Regions from separate parts of the Homo sapiens genome. Here region 1 is linked to region 2. Evidence: chromatin contacts called from ENCODE Hi-C or POLR2A ChIA-PET data. All regions are on one chromosome and are shown on one strand. Each heading gives the region's core, a stretch centred on a gene start or an enhancer-like site at or near the end of the contact. The rest is flanking DNA. Distances are from core to core; before and after follow the strand shown.

Region 1 (4,222 bases), core at 1,123-3,622, 210 kb before region 2:
CTCATATGGTAATCATTGTAGAAGTGGGTCTTACTAGACCACGCCAGTGGCAAATTGCGAAGCTGTAAGAACTCTTACCTCCCTGTGTGTGTGCACCTGAGTGTGTGGGGGGGCGTACGTTTCTGTAGCTTAATTTAGGTTCCACATACACTTCAGTGGTTAAACCTGAGCTAGACTCAAATAGTTTGTTTCCATTAAGAAAATGAATCTTTTATGTGGACCAAGGTCAGGTTAGTTAATTTGTTTGCTTTTATTGGAATAACTTTTCCCATTCCAATTCATCACTTAATTTTAAGTGGTTCTACTAAAATACCCATTAAAGTCCTTTACATTTCTCACAGACTAGGGCTATGACAGATTCATAAGACGTTTCTTTTTTCCTCAAGGCACAAAAGGTAGCTTTTCTGGTCATCAATCTAGTCTTCCTTGTTCCTAATTTCACAACAGTGGGGCAACATTTTATATAATACCAATATGAACTCTAATTGCAAAGAGACTAAATGAAATCTTCACACGAAGCAAGATTAATTAAAATATAAAATGTGCTTGACTGTGGTAAAACATTTCTTTTAAAAAAAATAGTATGACTTTTTTTTTTTTTTTTGCTAAATCTTTCTTTTTTGTACACCTCACCCTCTTCTTCACTGATGCATTTTCCAGCAACTGGAAGTTCACTCTGGCTAGGAAAGTAACTAAATGTGATGTTATCATTCTAATTAGTGATTACAAAAGATCAATTAATGTTATAATTAAAAACAGTGTCTAGATCTGTTGTTTGTAGTGAATAAATGTGACAATTACTTTGTTCATTGACATAGATGTGTTGAATTTCCTCCCTAGATTTTAAGGGGATGCATTTTAGTGCTGATGTGTGCATTTAACTGTGGACAGTAGGAACAAGGCAAGCATATTAGGGGAAGAGTAGGGCCCCTAATGTCTAAGCTACAGACATATTTTAGCATGCTTGACACCTTTCCTTGGTATATGATGCTATATCAGCAACTTGTACTCATTGGATCTGGAGCCTCTAGCTTTTAATATTTTATCACTAAATGCTTAAGTGTTTATGTTGCAAAAAGAAAAGGAAAAAAAAAAGATTCCCACTTGGACTCTCAAACCATGTGAACAGGCTACTCTATGATAACTATGTCATTAATGATTTTGGTTTCATTTATGGCAATAATTTTTAAGTTGATCAGTCAGGATAGTAAGTATGTGATTTTTGCAGATCTGGTTGAATTTTTTTCTGATACAGACCAAGCTGTTTTTCATACATTGAAGCCTGGGAAAGCTCTGTTACTGTTAAAAGAGTAACCATATCTCTTCACTGAATTGTTGCCAAGCAGATGTAGACTTTTGGAGTGTGCCCAGAAAACCTCTACAGCTGATACTTTGGTGACTTGTTCCTACTCCTGGCTTTACTGGCACCTATTTAAATAGCAGAGGAACATAATTGTGTTTTGGTAGGTCAAAATTTTATACACTTCTGTAGAAAAAATTATATATAGGTAAGCCAATTGGTAGAAATGAAGTAAACCCAATTTGCTTGTTGAGATTAGCACTGAAGATATGCTAAGCTTTGGTTATGTCATTTGGTCAAAAAAGAATGAGGAAAATCCCTCAGAAAAGTTATCTGAGAGATCAGCACTGAACGTCAAGCCAGCCTGTCCACTCCCATTACTAAAAGAAATCTCCCCTTTTAACTTCATCCCATAAATGGATCATGCTTCCTGGATCCACCCGAGGAGGACGTGGTTTAGTTTTAGATTCTTAGATTACAGACTTCCACCATCAGTTTCAGTATTCTTTTCACGATATTAATGTTATGAAAACTGTTAGAAATGAGGAAATACCGCCATGTCAGGTTCACTCATGGATCAAGAAATGAGCATTTTCTTAAACATCAGTCCAAAACAACAAACCTCAAGTACCATAAGTTCAGATAACTTGGGAGCAGTTGAAATCCTTTAAGCCACAAAGATAGTGTCTTTTGGCATGGCTGGTGAAAGAAGGAAGCTGGTTGAATTCATTGACTAACTCTGTTGCTGGCTAAAAAGACAATTAAGGAGAAAAGGGATGGAAGAAGAAAAGAACCAAAGAAACTAAAATCTGTTTCTTTTTCAGGAGGAGTTGGAAGATGAGGAGTAACACAACACTTTAGATATACATGTTAAAAACTTATAACAAATCATAGATCATACTAAAGGATTACCGAAGTTTAGAACATGGCTGAGGGTATAGATGTCAGATTTTCTTACACAATAGTGGGTCTTTTGTTTCAGAGTTCACTCTTGGCAAGCAACTCCCTACCACTGCGTTAATTTCCTGTCGATCTTTCATTCAGCAACAGACCTAGAGATGGGGAGCAGACACTGCCCCCCCCACCCAGGCTTTTTAAGACTGTGCTTTGTGTAGATTAAAAAGACGAAGGAAAAAAGAATAAACTTTTTCCAAACAAGATGTCCATGTGCATTCTTTAAGATCCTGTGTGTGCTTAAAACGATCCTGTAAAAAAGCCCTCTCCATAATTTTGAACCTCTCCTTTTTCTAAAGACTTTTATAGGCATTTTTTTTTCTTCTTCTCAGCATGTGAACCAATGTGTAACTCAAATAGATGTTACTTTGCTGTTTACTTAGATTGTTTTAAAAGGCTAGCTGTGTGGAGGAATGAGGAAGGAAGGGAGGCGGGAGTGGCTGGAGTTTTTTTTTTTCTCTGTTGACCTAATGAATGCAGTTCTTAAAAAATAATAAATATTTATATGTGGTCTTAATTTTTAATGAGTCTCATAAACTGGCTGGTATAGAAAAGTGTATGAAAAGCCATATATATTAAACTATAGTTATTATAAATACATGCATATGTACACTAGAATGTTTTATGAGGAAGGGAACTTACTAGTCTTGTTCACTCTTTGTTTTCCCAGTGTCTAGAACAGTGCCTGACATACAACTGGTACTCAGTAAATATTTGTTGAGTGAACAAAATGAATGTAAATTGACAGCATTGCCTAGTGGGGGTACCATTAGACTAGAATTCAGAAAACTTGGAGTCTGGTTCCATCACTGCCATTAATCAAGAATATATTGTTGCTGAAATCACATAACTTCTTTGCTCCTCTGTTTTTTATAAAAAACTGGGACTAGCCCAGCTATTCAGGAGTCTGTGGTGGAAGGATGACTTGAGCCCAGGAGTTTGAGGCTGTAGTGGGCTACGATTGTGCCTGTGAATAGCCACTGCACTCCAGCCTGGGCAACATAGTGAGACCCTGTCTCTTAAAGGAATAATAGGGGCTGGGTGCGGTGGCTCACACCTGTAATCCTAGCACTTTGGGAGGCTGAGGGGGTGGATCCAGACCAGCCTGGCCAACATGGTGAAACCCCATCTCTCTAACTAAAAATACAAAAATTAGCCGGGCGTGGTGGTGCATGCCTGTAATCCCAGCTACTCAGGAGGCTGAGGCAGGAGAATCGCTTGAATCCAGGAGGCAGAGGTTACAGTGAGCACTCCAGCCTGGGTGACGGTGCAAGACTCTGTCTCAAAAACAAAAAACAAAAAGAGGAATAATAGTATCTGCTCTCCTTGCCTTTTGTGGGTTTTTTTGATGATTAAATGATATCTGAGGGATACAAAAATGCTTTGGAAACTACAGGGTGCTTTACAGACTGTGTGTGTGAGTGTGTGTGTGTGTGTGTGTGTGTGTGTGTGTGTGTGTGTGTACAGAAAATCCTTTATCTCTTTGCTTCTCAATTTCTTTTCTTAGGAAAATCAGATTATTTAAATCCCATTATGCACAGCTCTCCTCTGTTCTTACTAAGCCTCTGTATTCCATTACCTCCAGTAAATCAGTAAAAGGTGGTGAGTCAGGCTGTAGTGGAAAGCGGGGTCTGCTGTTTTCTCATGTCCATGTTACTCTGTGGGACTCAGAAATCTTGCTTACATGTCTCATGAACTTTCTTACCTGTTTGAACTATACAGGCTATAACATATGACTTAGAGTCTTTTAGTTATGACCACTCTTAAGATTGATGACTAAGTTGAAGTATTTATTAGTTGTTATTATGGTGGATTGATAATCATGCATTTTAACATAGTAAACTAAAGTCTGTGTCGTAGAATTAGCTATAATTTACTTTTTAGGCTGGATGAGGTTACTGATGCTTGTAATCCCAGCACATCGAAAGGCTGAGGTGGGAGGATTGTTTGAGTCCAGGAGTTCAAGAC
Region 2 (4,500 bases), core at 987-3,486:
TTAGGTTAACAGAAAGTACAGAAGTCCCGTATACCCCTCCTCCAAAACAGTTTCCCCTATTGTTAACATCGTTTGTTAGTGTGGTACATTTGTTAAAATTCATGAGCCAGTATTGACGCATAATTAATAATTAAAGTCCACAGTTTACCTTAGGGTTCACTCTTGTACATTCTGTGGGTTTTGACAAATGCATAGTGATGGGTAGCTACTATTATGGTATCATATGGAATAGTTTTACTGCCCTAAATATCTCCTGTTCTCCACCTATTCATTACCTCCCACTCCCCACCACTGATCTTTTTACTCTCTCCATAGTTATGCCTTTCACTTAGATGTTTTTGATGGTCTCAGTGTCCTACAATCTCTGACTGTTTTGCAGATTTCTTCTTAACCTTCTGTTATCTATCCCAGCCCCATCCAGTCCCCTGCAATTATACCTAATTATGACTACTTACATGGGCTGAAAATTTCACAGTCATCATTAATGATGGCTTAGGTTGAGATTTTTCTCCCTTTCTGGATCTTTAGTATTCGATTTTTAAATTTGCTAATACAAATATTTACTTACACTAGGTTTCCAGTTAGTTTTTGTTTTTCATTTTCTTCCTTTTAAATGTAAGAGAGGAGGGAGGTGCTATTTCAGTATTTCCTCATGTGGATTCACTGAAATAACTATGTCCTAAGTGTGTTGTTTTTAATAGCGTTACTACCAAGGTGGCAATGGCAGAGAAACTCAGGAGAAAGCTGCTGGCTTAGCCTCACAAATTCAGAGGTGAGGGATGAGGCAACAAGGATGCTTGCCATTGAATTATACTGATCAGATACATGAACCTGTTGGAATCAGGGACTCCTGCTGGCCAACTGAAGCTGCAATCTTCCGTGAACTCCCCTTTCCTCCTTGCCTCCTGCCTACCACCTTTTAATTTTTTTTTTCATTATCATCTAAAGTCCACGAAAGGCAAGAATGGAAAGTTCTGCTTCCATGGCAAAGAAAATACTGTAGCATAAAAATCTATATTTGTTCTCTTGCTAGTTTTTCCCCCATGTGGTAGGACCATCTGAAAGTAGCTCAATTATTTATTGCCTTGTTCCAGGGGAGGAGGAAAATACAGACCACTAGATGCTGTGCCAGAGAGAGAGAGAGAAGTATTCTCTGCTTTGGGGAAGGGGGTTTTACAAGTGTTAACAATGTGGTTCAGAATCACTAAAGTTGTTTTAGCATAATACTATGAGGAAAGAGACAAGAACCATCTGTTGAAATGGCTCTTACATGATGCTGCATTTTCAAACAAAGCCTTCTCAAGGCATTTTTAGATTGGTCTCTTTCCCTTGAAGTTGCTACAAAGAGAGCCCACTCTACTAGCTGCTAAGTGATGCTGCTTAGATAGCTCTCTCTGTCAGCACCCACTCTTTTGTTTATTTTGCGCTAGTGTTTTCCTCAAAGTATGAGTGCTAAGGCTGTCAAATATCACTCCTGGTAGGAACCCAGAAAGTTCTCCTGAAAAATCCACTACTTCTGCCCATTTCCTTCCAAATTGCTGACTCTATTTTACTTGAAGTTGGTGGAGTGACTTCGAAACCCTAACTACTTCACTGGGAAAGAGGAAAACCGCAAATACACACAGGCCATTGTGACTCTGGCCTGGTGGGCTCTAATTTTCTAGCGGCGGTTTGTACACCCAAGCCGGCTGCAAGGGTTAAGTAAACTTCGTGGCTAAGGATGACTTCATGGCCCTGGAATTTTGAAAAGCCAGGATTCTCAGTACACTGTGGCCAGCCTTAGAGTCTTTGGGTGTGAAAACCACTCTCAGTTACCCGGACTGATTTTTGGTTCCTGTTGCAGTGCTGCAGAATCTATTAAAATCCGGCAGCTGAATTGTCCTGGCTCTGCCACAAAGCTCAGCTGCCGGGTCCACTACAGGATTCCTGAGTTGTTTGTCAATGGAGAGTGGGAGTGAATGGAACCAGGCATATGCCTCAGCCTGGCATGAGGTGGCACCCTAGTGGCTGTTTTCTGCCTTAGAAATGTGCGCTCTTTCTATATTTTCACACAGGAATTGTCATTAACATCCAAATTGCAGTTCATTTCTAAAGTTCTTTTTGAAGTCTCTGGGTCCTTGTTACGTTTTCAAGTACCCATATTCAGATGCTTAGATTTTCAGGCTAGTAATTTAGTAAGAACTATTGGCAATATTCTAACCTGACATGGTGGAACTTCTAAGACAGAATGAACTCGGCTACAAGGCACAACAAGAAAACGAAACTCTTGGGTAGGAACAAGCCCAAACTTGAAAATACAAAATGTTCTTGCACAGAAGGACTAATGAGGAAATGGGTGTAGGATAAGAAATTCCAGACATCCAGTCATTTGGGGTGCCATTTAAACATTCGCAGTACTTTAGATCTTAATTAAAGTGGGATAGATTTAAAACTTTCTTTCTAAACTAGTGGCCTGTTGGTTTTCCTGTGTTAAGTAACACGATAGCTGTGATCATTGCATGGAAATTAATTTTTAAAATAGCTTATATTCTTAAGCAAGATCTTCTTTCAAAAGAAACCATTTGGGCTCGAGCATTAAAGGAAGAAACAAAAAGAATATAATAAAAAATAGATTGCAGCCCTAGCATGAACAGTTGCCGTGACCTTGCCTTTTGTTTGCCATTACACAATTCAATGGCAGTCTACTCAAACTATGTGCTCGATCAATATCCTATTAAAGCAGCACAAAAAGTCTCCATAAACTTAGTGGTTAGCTATGTTTATAAATGGAACTCGGCATAATTGGATGGTCAATAGCAGGCTCTACTAGTAATTTTAAAATGAACGTCACACATTTTATATCTGTAGAAGTCAATGGCACCTCTTCTAGAGTGAAGGTAGAGTGTGGAGCAGACAAAAGAGTGGGTGGCCCTTTAAAAAAATCATAATGTCTATTTCCAAATGTAGTTTTTAAAGAAAATCTAAGTTATGGAAGAGAAAATTCTGATTGGCCCCTATATATTTTTATTTTGCCTATCTGAACCACCTTCTTCTGAATATATTATGACTTTGCAAATGTTACATTTTCTAGTTTTAATCAACCCCTCATAGAGAGGTAAAATAATAAATATTGCCATACTCGTAGGAAGAAAAATAACAGTCTGGCTGGCTTAATTCAGCCAGCTTCCTCTACTATAATTCAATAAATTTTCAAAATAAATATTGAAATTGAATTAGTTCAGGAGGATGTTTTGTTGTATGATTTTTTCCTTTTAATTTTCTTGACATGTTTGGGGTGAATATTTGGGTAGTAAAGCTGGCAGCAAGTGCAATGGACTGGTAGTAATAGAAATTGTCGTCAAACTACGCTTTCTTCTGAATCCTAGCTCACAGTATGGGTGGCCAAGCTTGATTTTTTTCCTATCCTACCCTCCTCACCTAATGAAGCCATGTAAGGTGAGAGTATCCCCACCCTTAGACTGACTCTGTCCTCAGCCGACTCAGCCCTATGAATTAAAAGGTGCATATACCTTGTGTTCGATATGTGCCCTGGCTGTTGTCATGGACCACTGAGCTGTTGAAATTAGAACTATGGCAGGAATACGCTTATGACATTAGTGTATCCTTCAGTCACTGCTCTGCATGAAGGTCTAGTCCTTTCTCTTACATGCATACTCCTACAATCTTCCTGGTTAGAGCTGGCAGTGAGAGTTCTCATGGCAGAATTTGGGGCCGTTTTGATCTCTGTTCTCAGCTGAAGCTTCTGATAAATTTACCAGACTATGAATACTCTTATTATAAAGATTTGAACTGGGGAGAAACACAACATACCCCTTGATGTACATACTAATGTGTTGTCATGGTCTCTATTCGTATGTTCATCTATTTCTAGGTCATTCATCAGTTATGCTTTCTATGTGTCAAGTATAAAACCTATATTCAAGATGGCAGCATGATATTGTAAAACAGTACAGGATATAGAGTTGGGGAATTGAGCTTTGCAACTTATCAACTCTATAGCTTTGGGCAATATTTAACCCCTCTTGGCTGTGTTTTCTTCTAGGTTACAATCATTTATTCATTGAGCAAATGTTTATGAAGTCCTAACTGTGTGCTGAGTCTAAGTCCAAGTACTGGAAATAGGAATACCTCTCAGGAGTGTAATGAGGGTTAAGTGACAGATAGTCTAGTGTCTGCCACATAGTAGATGCTCAACAATGATAACCACCACGATTATTGAACAGAGCCTCAGCCCCTGATCGTTCTTCACTGTGTGCTCAGAGCCAATCTTGGAGCTGACCACTATCAGTAAATTTATTGAAAATGCATGTGTGTGTGCGTGTATAAATTAAGAAGGGCCAATTTTAGAATTCATGTTCTAACAACCAATTATTAGAAGAGCCACTCTAGTGACCCTTACGGAGTTAGTAATTCCAATAGAGTAAGAGCATGCCAATAGTAGACCTCATTCCTCTGTTTTGAGCATTGTTTTTCCTCAAATTTTCAGAAGATTCTTTTTCC

What was found. Hi-C counts contacts between places; a loop is a spot of excess contacts on that map. ChIA-PET counts read pairs that join two places held with the same protein, here RNA polymerase II (POLR2A). Pooled maps may share reads with other maps.
Region 1: a loop to region 2 is called in a map of endothelial cell of umbilical vein, with 5 times the contacts of the local background. The contact joins two enhancer-like sites. A Hi-C loop is called at or near these places in 7 of 168 maps with a recorded cell type or tissue (HepG2, MCF 10A, PC-3 and 4 more) and 3 of 50 pooled maps. POLR2A ChIA-PET finds 5 or more read pairs at or near these places in 4 of 52 experiments (A673, MCF 10A, Panc1 and 1 more).

The regions. Positions count from the first base shown.
Region 1 is chr1:61,130,571-61,134,792 of GRCh38, forward strand. The region is part of intron 2 of NFIA (nuclear factor I A); the gene reads left to right. Among named protein-coding and RNA genes, the nearest start is that of NFIA, 50 kb to the left of the region's middle. Within about 2 kb of position 2,373, at least 5 of the 41 ENCODE cell types and tissues checked have a DNase peak (open chromatin) inside an H3K27ac peak, as active enhancers do; they include A673, PC-9 and endothelial cell of umbilical vein, where a contact is called at or near this core.
Region 2 is chr1:61,336,400-61,340,899 of GRCh38, forward strand. The region is part of intron 4 of NFIA (nuclear factor I A); the gene reads left to right. Among named protein-coding and RNA genes, the nearest start is that of NFIA-AS1, 85 kb to the left of the region's middle. Within about 2 kb of position 2,237, at least 32 of the 41 ENCODE cell types and tissues checked have a DNase peak (open chromatin) inside an H3K27ac peak, as active enhancers do; they include A673, PC-9 and endothelial cell of umbilical vein, where a contact is called at or near this core.